Regions from separate parts of the Homo sapiens genome. Here region 2 is linked to region 1. Evidence: chromatin contacts called from ENCODE Hi-C data. All regions are on one chromosome and are shown on one strand. Each heading gives the region's core, a stretch centred on a gene start or an enhancer-like site at or near the end of the contact. The rest is flanking DNA. Distances are from core to core; before and after follow the strand shown. Region 1 has its middle 35 kb from the start of LINC01721. Region 2 holds the start of GGTLC1 (gamma-glutamyltransferase light chain 1).

The links. Hi-C counts contacts between places; a loop is a spot of excess contacts on that map. Pooled maps may share reads with other maps.
Region 2: a loop to region 1 is called in a pooled map, with 2.7 times the contacts of the local background. The contact joins the promoter of GGTLC1 here to the enhancer-like site in region 1. A Hi-C loop is called at or near these places in 3 of 168 maps with a recorded cell type or tissue (Caco-2, endothelial cell of umbilical vein and mammary epithelial cell), 1 of 37 single-sample maps with no recorded cell type and 9 of 50 pooled maps.

Annotation. Positions count from the first base shown.
Region 1 is chr20:24,161,943-24,168,087 of GRCh38, forward strand. No RefSeq gene overlaps it. Among named protein-coding and RNA genes, the nearest start is that of LINC01721, 35 kb to the right of the region's middle. RefSeq lists an enhancer at 2,491-2,785. Within about 2 kb of position 3,994, at least 2 of the 41 ENCODE cell types and tissues checked have a DNase peak (open chromatin) inside an H3K27ac peak, as active enhancers do.
Region 2 is chr20:23,987,366-23,993,828 of GRCh38, forward strand. GGTLC1 (gamma-glutamyltransferase light chain 1) reads right to left here and starts at 1,414. Exons shown (of 6, transcript NM_178311.3): 1 at 1,244-1,414. It also overlaps the pseudogene POM121L3P. RefSeq lists an enhancer at 6,383-6,463.

The sequences.
Region 1 (6,145 bases), core at 2,744-5,243:
GCATTTTCATTACCATTTGTATTTAGGTGTTTTCAGAGACTCTGCAACCTGGACAGAGCTTAAGGAGGCCTCTGGGTCCAACCTACTTCTGAGCCACGGAAGACAAGTGTGAGCAGTCTTATCCTTAATCACCCTCCAGGGCTGAGGGGACGCAGCTAAGGCCAGTGCTCACTGGACTCCTTTAGATACAGGTACAGCTCGTTTTACTGGGCTTCACTTTCTTGAGCTTCACTGACATTGCCTTTTTTGTTTGTTTTTTACAAATTGAAGGCTTGTGGCAGCGCCACATCAACCAAGTACAAGTATATCCAAGTATATCCACACCATTTACCAGCAGCAGGTGCTCACTTCATATCTCTCTATCATATTTTGGTAATTATCATAATACTTCAAACTGTTTCATCATTCTTATACCTATTACTGTAATCTGTGATCATTAATATTTGACGTTACTTTTATCATTGTTGTTGGGAACCACAAACCACACCCATGTGAGACGGCAAACTCACATCGTTAATGTTGGGAGTGTTCTTACTGCTTCACTGACTGGCCTTTTCCCCGTCTCTCTCCCTCTCCTCGGGGCTACGAATTCCCTGAGACCCAGTGACGTTAAAATCAGGCCAATGAACCACCCAACAATGGTCTCTAAGTGTTCAAGTAAAAAGAAGAGTTGTACATCTCTCATTTTAAATCAAAAACTAGAAATGGTTATACTTAGTAAGGAAGGCAGGTTGAAAGCTGGGATCGGCCAAAAGCTAGGCCTCTTGCAAGAAATTAGCCACACTGTAAATGCAAAGGAAAATTCTAGGAGGAAACTGAAAGTGCTACTCCAGGGAACACAAAAATGATAAGAAAGAAAAACAGTCAAATTGCTGATATGGACAAAGTTTTAGTAGCCTGGATAGAAAATCAAACCAGCCACAACATTCCCCTAAGCCAGAGCTTAATCCTGAGCAAGACCCTAATTCTCTTCAATTTTATGAAGGCTGAGAGAGGTAAGGAAGCTACAGAAGAAAAGTTGGAAGCTAGCAGAAGTAAGTTCATGAGGTTTAAGGAAGAAGTCACCTACAAAACATACAAGATGAAGCAGTAAGTACTGATATAGAAGCTGCAGAAGTTATACAGAAGATCTAGCTAAGATAAATGACGAAGGTGGCTGCACTAAACAATAGATTTTCATTGCAGATGAAACAGCCTTCTCTGGCAAGAAAATATCATCTAGGGCTTTCATAGCTAGAGAGGAGAAGTCAATGCCTAGCTTCAAAGCTTCAAAGAACAGGCTGACTCTCTTGTTAGGGGCTAATGCTGCTGGTGACTTTAAGTTGAAGCCAATGCTCATTTACCATTCGGAAAAATCCTAAGGCCTTTAAGAACGATGCTAACTCTACTCCACCAATGCTTTATAAATGAAACAGCAAAGCCTGGATGACAGCACATCTGTTTACAGAATCACCTACTAAAAATTTGAAGTATACTTTTGAGACCTCCTGCTCAGAAAAAAATAAAATTCCTTTCAAACTGTTACTGCCCATTGATCAGAGACCCTGGTCACCCAAAAGCTTTGATGGAGATGGAGATTAATGCTGTTTCCTTGCCTGCTAACACAACCTATTTTACAGTCAAAAACTGACTTCAACTTTCAAGTCTTATTATTTAAGAAATACATTTTGTAAGGCTACAGCTGCCATAGGTAGTGATTCTTTAGATGCATCTGGGCAAAGTAAGTTAAAAACCTTCTGGAAATGATTCATCGTTTTAGATGCTATTCAGAACATTCATGACTCAGGGGAGGAGATGGAAATAACAATATTCACGGGAGATTGGAAGAAGTTGGTTTCAAACTTCATGGATGACTTTGAGGGATTCAAGATTTCAGTGGAGCAAGTCACTGCAGAAGTGCTGGGAATAATAAGACAACTAGAATTAGAAATGGACTCTGAAAATGCACTCAATTGTTACAATCTCATGATAAAACTTGAATAGATGAGGAGTTTCATTTTAGGAATGAACAAATAATAGTTTCTTGAAATGCAAACTATTCCTGGTGAAGATGCTGTGAACATTGTTGAAATGACAACAAAGGATTCAGGACATTCCATAAACTCAGCTGATAAAGCAGTGGCAGGGTTTGAGAGGATTAACTTCAATTTTGTAAGAAGTTCTACTGTAGGTAGATGCTATTGAAATGTTATCAAACAGCATCACATGCTACAGAGAAATCTTTTCTGAAAGGAGTCAACTGATGTGGCAAACTTCACTGTCGTCTTTTAAGAAATCGTCACAGCCATCCCAACCTTCAGCACCCACCACCCTGATGAGTCAGCAGCCATCAACACTGAGGCAAGACCCTCCACCAGCAAAGATTATGACTTGCTCAAGGCCCAGATAATTGTTAGCAATTTTTTAGCAATAAAGTATTTTTAAATTAAGATATATACATTGTTTTTTTAGAAAAATGTGATTGCACACCACGTAGACTACAATGTAATGTAAACATATCTTTTATATGCACTGAGAAACAAAAATAAATCCTGTGGGATTCTCTTTATTGTGGTGGCCTGGAACCCACTCAGCAGTACTGCTGAGGTGCGCCTGCCCGCGGCTGGGGCTCTGGTGCCCCCTGCTGCTGGAATTCATCAGGGTCGTTTCCTTGTTGAATGAAGGGTTAGGATTTCAATATTAGATTCCAGGACACTGAAGGCTTCAGGAAAAGCAAAATAAATGCACTCCTGATAAGTTGCTCCCCACTGAGGGTTGGCTGGGATTATGATTGTCTTACTTTTTTGTGTTTTTCAGCATTTCACAAATAAAGACAAGACAGGATAAAGATAGAAAGTAATTTCCAATATTGCATTTGTATATGTGCTAGTTTTTCTCCCATGTTGAAAGGACTTTGCACAAAGTTGCCCTCCGAGACCAGCTCATGCTTCTAGAACCAACCCTGCCTGGACACCCAGCGAGCACTGCCTGGTTTGGATTTGAGCGCTCACAATTTCCTCTGCCCCAGTTGGGAGATTATAGGCTGTGCAGTTCATAGGAAAGTTTTGATTTCTGATACTTTAATTTTCCTTGAGTTTCAGGAAAACAAATGTGATATGAATGAGTGTTAACATATACCCTTATCGGCACAGTCAGAGAGGTGAAACTCTTGCACGAAGCTTGCCCCATGTGTCAATATTCCATGACTTCAGCTGAATAACTGTGTCTAAAAAACACACAATCAGCCACCATGTCAGCAGAAAACAAAATGCTAATTTTTAGGCTTCCTCACCTCATCTCCTGCTTGCTAGAGATGGAGGAATTAGGGGTGGGGCAGGAAAACAAAGGAGCAACATGTTATAAACTTGGCCTTTTTTCTCTAAGCACAGTCTAGGCCCAAAGCAGACCCAGGGCACAGTTCCTTCCAGGAAGCGTCATCGATGAGAAACTGGACTGTTACTTTCCACCCTGTGACTTTTCACAGGGTGGAGAAGTGAGGACGTTTCAGAATAAGGGAGCTTATTTTGCCTGGAAAAGAAAAGCTTGAGAGGAGATCATTTTTCATTTTGACATTTCCCGGGGATATAGTACTGGCCTGGTATTGTTTCATTTCAGAGCTTGTCTAGAATGGAAAACAAACAAAAGAAATGAACCAAAAAAAAAAAAAATGAAAAGAAGGAAACCAAATAAACTCAGGCCCCAGAGAGAAGATCTGAACCAGGCCTGCAGCATGGTCAGTCTCTGGCCTCCCACACTCACTTCCGTGAGGCTGCCTGCAGGTCCAGCCAATTGGCTTGGGTGCCAAGAACACCCAAAAGAATACTCCAAGGCAGTGTTCTCAAGTTGATCCATCAGGGTAAACAAAGTAATAAAACATGCTTTTATTTTTATCTCAACCTTTTAAATATTTTATTGTAATGCATATTTCACAAGGTATTGAGTACAAGGTATGCAGGGTACAGGAGTTTGTGGCCATCATTTATAAAGCACTAAGTAGACACATGGAGTGTGTTTCATCATAGCAGGATGTGATCAAACAGATTTGAGTCCTTGGTTTGGATGATCACCTATGACAAAGATTCTCTGCTTGACCAAACTTTAGTCAGTTTTCTGAACCTTCTCCTAGGGCTTCTGAACCTTCTCCTACACTTCCTTGTGACATCTGTTTTAGCAATCCCTGCTTTGTCAATTTAGCGAGAACTCCCCGCCCCTGATATCTGATCCCCCTCGGTGATATCTGATCAGGCTCACCATGCTCCACCATCCCCCATGATGACCTATCACCCCGACCTACCTTCAGCAGGAATCCTGTGAGGTGGCTTAGCCAGAATCCCTGTACCCCTAAAGTAGCCTCTTAGTAATTGCCCATCCACTGACCCCTCCCCCTGGTCCTTGGCTATAAATTTCCACTTGCCTATGCTGTTTTCAGAGTTGAGCCCAGTCTCTCTCCCTCGCTGCAAGATCCTTTGCTATTATCCCTGTGCCTGCCATGGCAGTCCCAAACAAAGTCTTCCTTACTGTGCTTTAACTAATGCCATTGGATATTTTTTTCTTTAACACCTGGAAAGTTGTGTGTGGTTTCCAGGGTTTCTCCAGTAGCCTAGAGCCATTTGGAATCACGAGAGTATAAGGTTGCCTCTACTAGGCCTGGCAACAGAGCCTCAAATATAAAAAAAGATAAAGGGATTAGAAAGCCCCAGGAAGCAGGATTACTGCAGGGCATAGGGCCTGGCCTGCGGTGGGCAGGAAGAACCATGGTAATCAACACATTGGTTGAGCAAATATGATTCTCCACCACTAATCCTTCATGCCATCATCTTACAAACAAACAAAAAAACAGGGAATATCAGTAGGATAGCTCTTGGCCATTCGTGATTGGACAGAGCAGCAATGCAAAGTCAAGTCAGTCTGCCTTTGCAACCTTCCCAAGTGCTTTCGGTACCCACTGCCTCATCACTGTCTCCTCCTGGCCCCTGGTGCCTCAGCGCCTGGCCTCCCAGGAATGTGCTTCATATAGCTGGCTTTTGACCCAAGGCCTGGGGTCCTCAAGGAGCCATTCTCCTGGGAGGCAGAGGCTGGGAGAGAAGATCTCTGAGGCCACAGTGTGGCCCTCCATGAAAAGGTTGGCTGCTCTTCTCAGCCTGAAGCCTCTAACCTTTTCCATCACAAGCTCACTCAGCAGTAGCCCTGGCAGGAGGCTGCACCTGGCATTTGAGAGTGAAAGGGAAATAAATGCAACCATGTGCAAGCACAAACACACCAGAAGGAAGCAAGCCTCCCAGGGTGGAAGGAGCCTTTTTGCTGTGAGACAGTAGGGATGGAAGGCTATTTCAGTCTATTTTCTTAACCTGCTGCCATGGACTCACTCCTCTGAAGTCTCCAGCCCACTCCTACATGGATAGGTCACCATGCAGGAATGGCCCTGTCTAGCACCCATCAATCATCAAGACCCCCTCCAATGGCTCATCCCCAGACCTCTCCAGGCGCTTACACCAGCCTCCACGCCCAGAGCACATGGGCCACCCTCCGTTCTTCCACACATGGCTGTTGCGGTGTGTTTCTCACTAGCTGTGTGTATTACAATGGCAGGAGCTTAGTCTTGTTCATCTTCTTACCATCTGGGCCTTGCACGATGTGTGGCACAAGATATGCAGATCCTCAGCCCACATTTGGGGAATGAATGAATTGTCCACACATAACCTCAGAAAATTACTTTAAAATGTTTAGAATAATGACAGAAAGAGCAGCCATGAGGTCAGTGCAAGTTCCAAGTGGGGTGGTCGCCAGGACGGAAAGTCCCAAAGCAATGAGGCTGAGGAAGGGCAGAGCCCTGGTGAATCTGGAGGGGCAAATTTCCACAGCACTTCCCATGCTCCTGCATGTGGCAGCCAAGCTCACAGTGGAAAAATGCGGGGTGTCCTGACTTTCCTCTTCACAAAGTAACTCACAATCATGCTGCTTTTCCTGATGCATACCTCATTTGGGGTTCTAATTTTTTGTGGAGTGTAAGATGTACACAGGAAAGTGCAAAATCCAGAGTGAGCCTGATGTGAACAAAGTGAACGCATTCAGGTTACACCAGAAGGATAAAGGAAAAAAATGATATCAGCTGCTTCAAGTCCCCTTGTGTCTCTTCCAGGAACTGCCCCTCCAAGGGGTATCCTCA
Region 2 (6,463 bases), core at 164-2,663, 180 kb before region 1:
AAGGGGAGGCTGTGGGTATCAACCAGGCAAGAGATGATGGCCTGGGTGGGAGAAAGAGAAGAATCAAGGATGGCGCCGACTAGCGAGGTAAACTCTGCAGAAGGGGCAGGTTTGGGGATGGTCAGGAGCTTGATTTTGGATACTTCATCAGACCTGAAGAGCATGGGTGCACGTATAAAAAAAATAAATAAATAAGCATGGGTTCACGGGCAAGGGCGGGCTGAGAGATGAACATGGAGGTATTGACATTGAGTGGCTGCTGGATGCCATGAGCCTGGCCAAGGTCCCCAAGGCAGTGGCGAGGAGGAGATGAGGAGGTCAAGGAGGAGACAGAGAGGATGGACCCGAAGGCCGAAGAAAATGCCTCAAGGGAGTTTCAACACCGGGCGCGGTGGCTCACGGCTGTAATCCCAGCACTTTGGGAGGCCGAGGCCTGTAATCCCAGCACTTTGGGAGGGCGGATCACGACGTCAGGAGATCGAGACCATCCTGGCTAACACAGTGAAACCCCGTCTCTACTAAAAATACAAAAAATTAGCCGGGTGTGGTGGCGGGCGCCTGTAGTCCCAACTCCAGAGGCTGAGGCAGGAGAATGGCGTGAACCCGGTAGGCGGAGCTTGCGGTGAGCCGAGATCAGGCCACTGGAATCCAGGCTGGGCGACAGAGGGAGACTCCATCTCAAAAAAAAAAAAAAAAAAAAAAAGAGTCTGGCTCTGTTGCCCAGGCTGGAGTGCAGTGGCGTGATCTCGGCACATCACAATCCCTTCCCCACCCCCGGGTTCAAGTGATTCTTGTGTCTCAACCGCCGGAGTAGCTGGGACTACAGGCGCATGCCACCATGTCTGACTAAATTTGTATTTTTACTAGAGACGGGGTTTCGCTATGTTGGCCAGGCTGGTCTCCAACTCCTGAGCTCGTGATCCGTCCGCTCCGACCTCCCAAAGTGCTAGGATTATAGGCATAAGCCACCACGCCCGGCCTCTTTTTTTTCTTTTTCTTTATTTGGAGACTGAGTTTTGCACTTGTTGCCCAGGCTGGAGTGCAATGGCGCGATCTCAGCTCACTGCAATCTCCACCTCAGCAGGAGAGCAGGAATCTTCAGTGATCCACGGGCAGATCTGCCGCCATTGTGGGCACCTGTTCCTCCCGCGACCTTTGTGCCCGTGTCTCTCCTTCCAGTACCTATTGCATGACCCCCCACGTCCGCCTCCCGCCATTGCCAGCAAGTGCCTTGCGCGGGTACCTGGCTGCGCTTATTAATCCGTTAAGCTCACTCTGTCACCGGCGCCATTAAGTGCTCACGCGCCCACTCCCTCAGGTTTAAAAGGCGCGTTGCCCGGCAGCAGAAGAAACTGCTGGCTTCGCCTTTGGCCGAGTTGGCGGCTGGACGAGGACGCAGAGCCCAGCTCTCGAGAGTTCAAGCAACCGACGGTTCCCCAGGGCTCCCAGGAGCGGTTACCTGGGCACTCTGTGCCCCTCCTTCCTGTTCGGGCCCAGGCCTAGGACCTGCCAGTAGGGCTCAGTTGCCTGGAGCCGGTTCAGCCCATCCCCCAGTTCACTTTGCTTGTGGGATCTCCCCGTTGCTCCTGCCTGTGGACTGAGTGGCAGGCCATCCTACAAGCACCCGGACACTTGACATCAGTGGTGTCAAGACAACTCTAAGAAGGTTTTCCGTGATCCTGCAAGCCCTGCGTTCCTTCCTGGGATCCTGCTTTCAATTTGATTGCACAGGTACCACAGCAAGCCAGTGCTGTGTGCTCTGAGTTCCAGGGCGTCCTCCAGCTCAGCCACTCCACTGAGCACAAGGACTCTCTGTGGGGCCCAGGAGCCGGGAGTCACCCCTTTGGTGTCCAAAACACCCGGCTGTCCCCAGACTTGTGTCCAGGGAAGACAGTGTTGAGGGCCCTCAAGGAGAGCGGGGCAGGGATGCCTGAGCAGGACAAGGACCCTAGAGTCCAAGAGAATCCTGATGATCAGAGAAGGGTCCCCGAGGTCACCGGGGATGCACGGTCTGCATTTCGGCCCCTGCGGGACAATGGAGGCCTCTCTCTCCCTTTGTGCCCGGGCCCGGGCCTCTGCAGACAGACCTCCATACCCAGAGGTGAGAAATCAGATATAACCAGACATCCCAGACCTCCTGGACGAGCTCCTGCACCAAACGAAATGCCATCTCCAGCTCCTGCAGCTCCACGGGAGGCTTGCCGGGGCTAAAGCGGAGGAGGGGACCAGCCTCATCCCACAGCCAGCTGACCCTCAGTTCCTCAAAGACAGTGGGTGAGGACAGGCTTCAGGCTGTCTCTTCGGGTCACACCCAGTGTGAAAAGGCAGCAGATATAGCACCAGGGCAGACACTCACCCTCAGGAATGACTCCTCCATATCCGAGGCCTCTAGGCCCAGTATACACAAGTTTCCCCTGCTGCCATGCAGGCGAGGGGAGCCTTTGATGCTGCCACCTCCCTTAGAGCTGGGGTACCGGGTCACTGTTGAAGACCTGGACCGGGAGAAGGAGGCAGCATTCCAGCGCATCAATAGTGCACTGCAGGTTGAGGACAAGGCCATCTCGGACTGCAGACTCTCACGGCCTTCCCACACTTTGTCCTCACTTGCAACAGGGACTTCTGGTCTGCCTGCCGTTTCTAAAGCACCCAGTATGGATGCACAGCAGGAGAGACACAAGTCCCAAGACTGCCTGGGCCTACTGGCCCCCCTAGCACCTGCTGCAGAGGTCCCCTCTACAGCTCCCATGTCTGGGAAGAAGCACAGACCACCAGGCCCCCTGTTCTCCTCCTCAGATCCCCTTCCTGCCACCTCTTCCCACTCCCAGGACTCAGCCCAGGTCACCTCGCTGATTCCTGCCCCCTTCCCAGCTGCAAGCATGGATGCGGGCATGAGAAGAACAAGCCCTGGCACTTCTGCTCCTGCAGCCGCAGCAGCCCCTCCCCCCTCCACATTGAACCCCACGTTGGGGTCACTACTAGAGTGGATAGAGGCCCTTCACATTTCTGGGCCTCAGCCACAGCTGCAGCAGGTGCCCAGAGGTCAGAACCAGAGATCCCAGACCTCCCGGACCAGCTCGTGCCCCAAACGAAAGGCCATCTCCAGCTCCTACAGCTCTACGGGAGGCCTCCCGGAACGAAAGCGGAGGAGGGGGCCAGCCTCATCCCACTGCCAGCTGACCCTCAGTTCCTCAAACACAGTGAGTGAGGACGGACCTCAGGCTGTCTCTTCGGGTCACACCCATTGTGAAAAGACGGCAGATACAGCACCAGGGCAGACACTCGCCCCCAGGGGTGGCTTCCCCAGATCCCAGGCCTCTAGGCCCTGTAGACACAAGTTTCCCCTGCTGCCACGCAGGCGAGGGGAGCCTTTGATGCTGCCTCCTCCCTTAGAGCTGGGGTACCGGGTCACTGCTGAAGACCTGGACCGGGAGAAGGAGGTGGCATTCCAGCGCATCAAGAGTGCACTGCAGGTTGAGGACAAGGCCATCTAGGACTGCAGACCCTCATGGCCTTCCCACACTTTGTCCTCACTTGCAACAGGGGCTTCTGGTCTGCCTGCCATTTCTAAAGCACCCAGTATGGATGCACAGCAGGAGAGACACAAGTCCCAAGACTGCCTGGGCCTAGTGGCCCCCCAGCATCTGCTGCACAGGCCTGTAGTCCCAGCTACTCGGGAGGCTGAGGCAGGAGAACGGCATAAACCCGGGAGGCAGAGCTTGCAGTGAGCTGAGATTGTGCCACTGCACTCCAGCCTGGGTGGCAGAGCGAGACTCCGTCTCAAAAAAAAAGAAAAAGAAAAAAAAGTTCTTGTGACATTTGTGTATGAAATCAGCCTTCACTACATGGATAGGACCAGCACGCTTCCGCGGCACGACTCTGCAATCTTACTACATTTTTTTTTTATTTTGTATTTTATTTATTCCTTTTGAGACAGAGTCTCACTCTGTCACCCAGGCTGAAGTGCAGCCGAGATCTCGGCTCACTGCAACCTCCACCTCCTGGGTTCAAGCAATTCTCCTGTCTCAGCCTCCCAAGTAGCTGGGACTACAGGCACATGTCAAAACGCCCGGCTAATTTTTGTAATTTTAGTAGAGATGGAGTTTTGCCATATTGGTCAGGCTGGTCTCGAACTCCTGACCTCAGGTGATCGACCTGTCTTAGCCTCCCGAAGTGCTAGGATTACAGGTGTATGTTTATTTATTTATTTAAGATGGAATCTTGCTCTGTATTTATTAATTTATTTATTTGAGATGGAGTCTTGCTCCATCGCCCAGGCTAGACTGCAGTGGTGCAATCTCGGCTCCCTGCAACCTCTGACTTCCAGTTTCAAGCGATTCTCCTGCCTCAGTGTCCCAAGTAGCTGGGATTACAGGTGCCTGCCACCACAGCTGGCTAATTTTTGTATTTTTAGTAGAGACAGTGTTTCACCATCTTGGCCAGGCTGGTCTCGGGCTCCTGACCTCATGAGCCACCTGCCTCAGCCTCGCAAAGTGTTGGGACTACAGGTCTAAGGCACCATGCTCGGCCATATTTATTTATTTAATTATTTAGAGACAAAGTCTTGCTCTGTCACCCAGGCTGGAGTGCAGTGGCGCCATCTCAGCTCACTGCAGCCTCCGCCTCCGAGGTTTAAGCGATTCTCATGCCTCAGCCTCCTGAGTAACTGGGACTACAGGTACTCACCACCATGCAGGGATATTTTTTTCTATCTTTTTGTAGAGACACAGTTTCACCATGTTGGCCAGGCTGGTCTCGAACTCCTGACCTTAGGTGATCGGACAGCCTCGTCCTCTCAAAGTACTGGGATTACAGGCATGAGTCACCATACCTGGCCTCTCACTACATTTAAGTGATGCCATGGCTCATGCCTGTAATCCTAGCATTTTGGGAGGCCAAGGCAGGTGGATTACCTGAGGTCAGGAGTTCGACACGAGCCTGGCCAACATGGGGAAACCCCGTCTCTAGTAAAAATACAAAAATTAGTCAGGCATGGTGGTACAAGCCTGTAGGCCCAGCTACTTGGAAGGCTGAGGCAGGAGAATCACTTTAACTGGGAGGCAAAGGTTGCAGTGAGCCAATATCATGCCACTGCACTCCAGCTTGGGTGACAGAGTGAGACATCATCTCAAAAAAAAAAAAAAAGAAAAGAAAAACATATGATGCCGGGGCATCTTGGCCTCAATACCTGCATGAGCACAGTCATGTCCAGGCCAGGGCTGCTGGTCGAGGTCCGGCCCCATCTCTTCCAGCAGAAAGGGAGTAAGCTTGCAGGGAGGCTGGGGGACAAGATCCCAGGATCTCAGCCTCTGCTCATGGATGAGCTCTGAGACCCCAAGTGAGCTGGGGGTGCTCCGTGCGCATTGGTTTCCCCAGCTGTCAAGTAAAGGGATTGGATGAGGAAGTCTTGTCAAGGTGGAATGATCTCAGATTTGGGGCAGCAGTGAATGATCCCGCTCCCTGGGCCGTGCCAGTGTCCCGGCCTCAGCTGAACACAGCCCCAACACTCTGGAATGGGGATGAGGGGGCAGTCAGCTCTTGCTCCTAGTAAGAGAGATGCAATAGGGCTCTGTGGCTGAGCTGGGTGCCTTGCCTCACACCTGTAATCCCAACCTTTGAGAGGCTGAGGCGGGAGGATTGCTTGAGGCCGGGAATTTTGAGAATAGCCTGGACAACATAGCCAGACCCCATGTCTACAAAATAATAATAAAACACACAGCTATAGTCCAAGCTACTTGGCAGGCTGAGGCAGGAAGGTCCCTTGAGTCCGGGAATTGGAGGCTGCATTGAGCTATAATCGCACCACTGCACTCCAGCTTGGGTGACAAACTGAGACCCTGTCTCTAAAAGAAAAAAAATCGGCCTGTGAGCATGGGTTTGATTTTCAAACAGGACCCGGAGGGTAGGGACAGACAGTGCTGTCACCCTTAGGTGCTGAACACTCAGAAACAGGCCAGCGGCAGCCCTTTCCTCACCTGCAGACACCAGATTGGGCAGGACACCACGTGGCACTTGCAGCTCTTGCAGTGAGGGCAGAACCCAGTGTCAACCCTTCTGCCTGTGGGAGGGGCTGCTGAGGCCTGCGGAGAGGCCAGGGTGGAGGCTCGTCCCCTTGTCCAGCCCTTGGCATGGTCTCCATCAGGTTCCCAGCCCACCAGTGCAGGGCGCCCCTGAGCCTGCTGCTGCCACGGGCCCGGTCTCTACCCAGGACGTCCCCCCACCCTCGCAGTGTCAGGGAAATTATCATGGTGGCGGTGACACTCTGCAGGCAGGGCTGCTGAGAGAAGCTGAGAAGGGTCACACTGCAGGCAGGGGCCCATGTGACAAGCCCCTCTCACCCCGAGAGAGCTGACCAGGCAGCTCACAAGCAGAGCCACATCCTGGGAGTCCGAGAAAGGTCCGAGAAAGCTCAGCCACCTCATTGGCTATGGGCAGCCTTTGTCGTGTGAGCCTTGCTCTCCTGGGG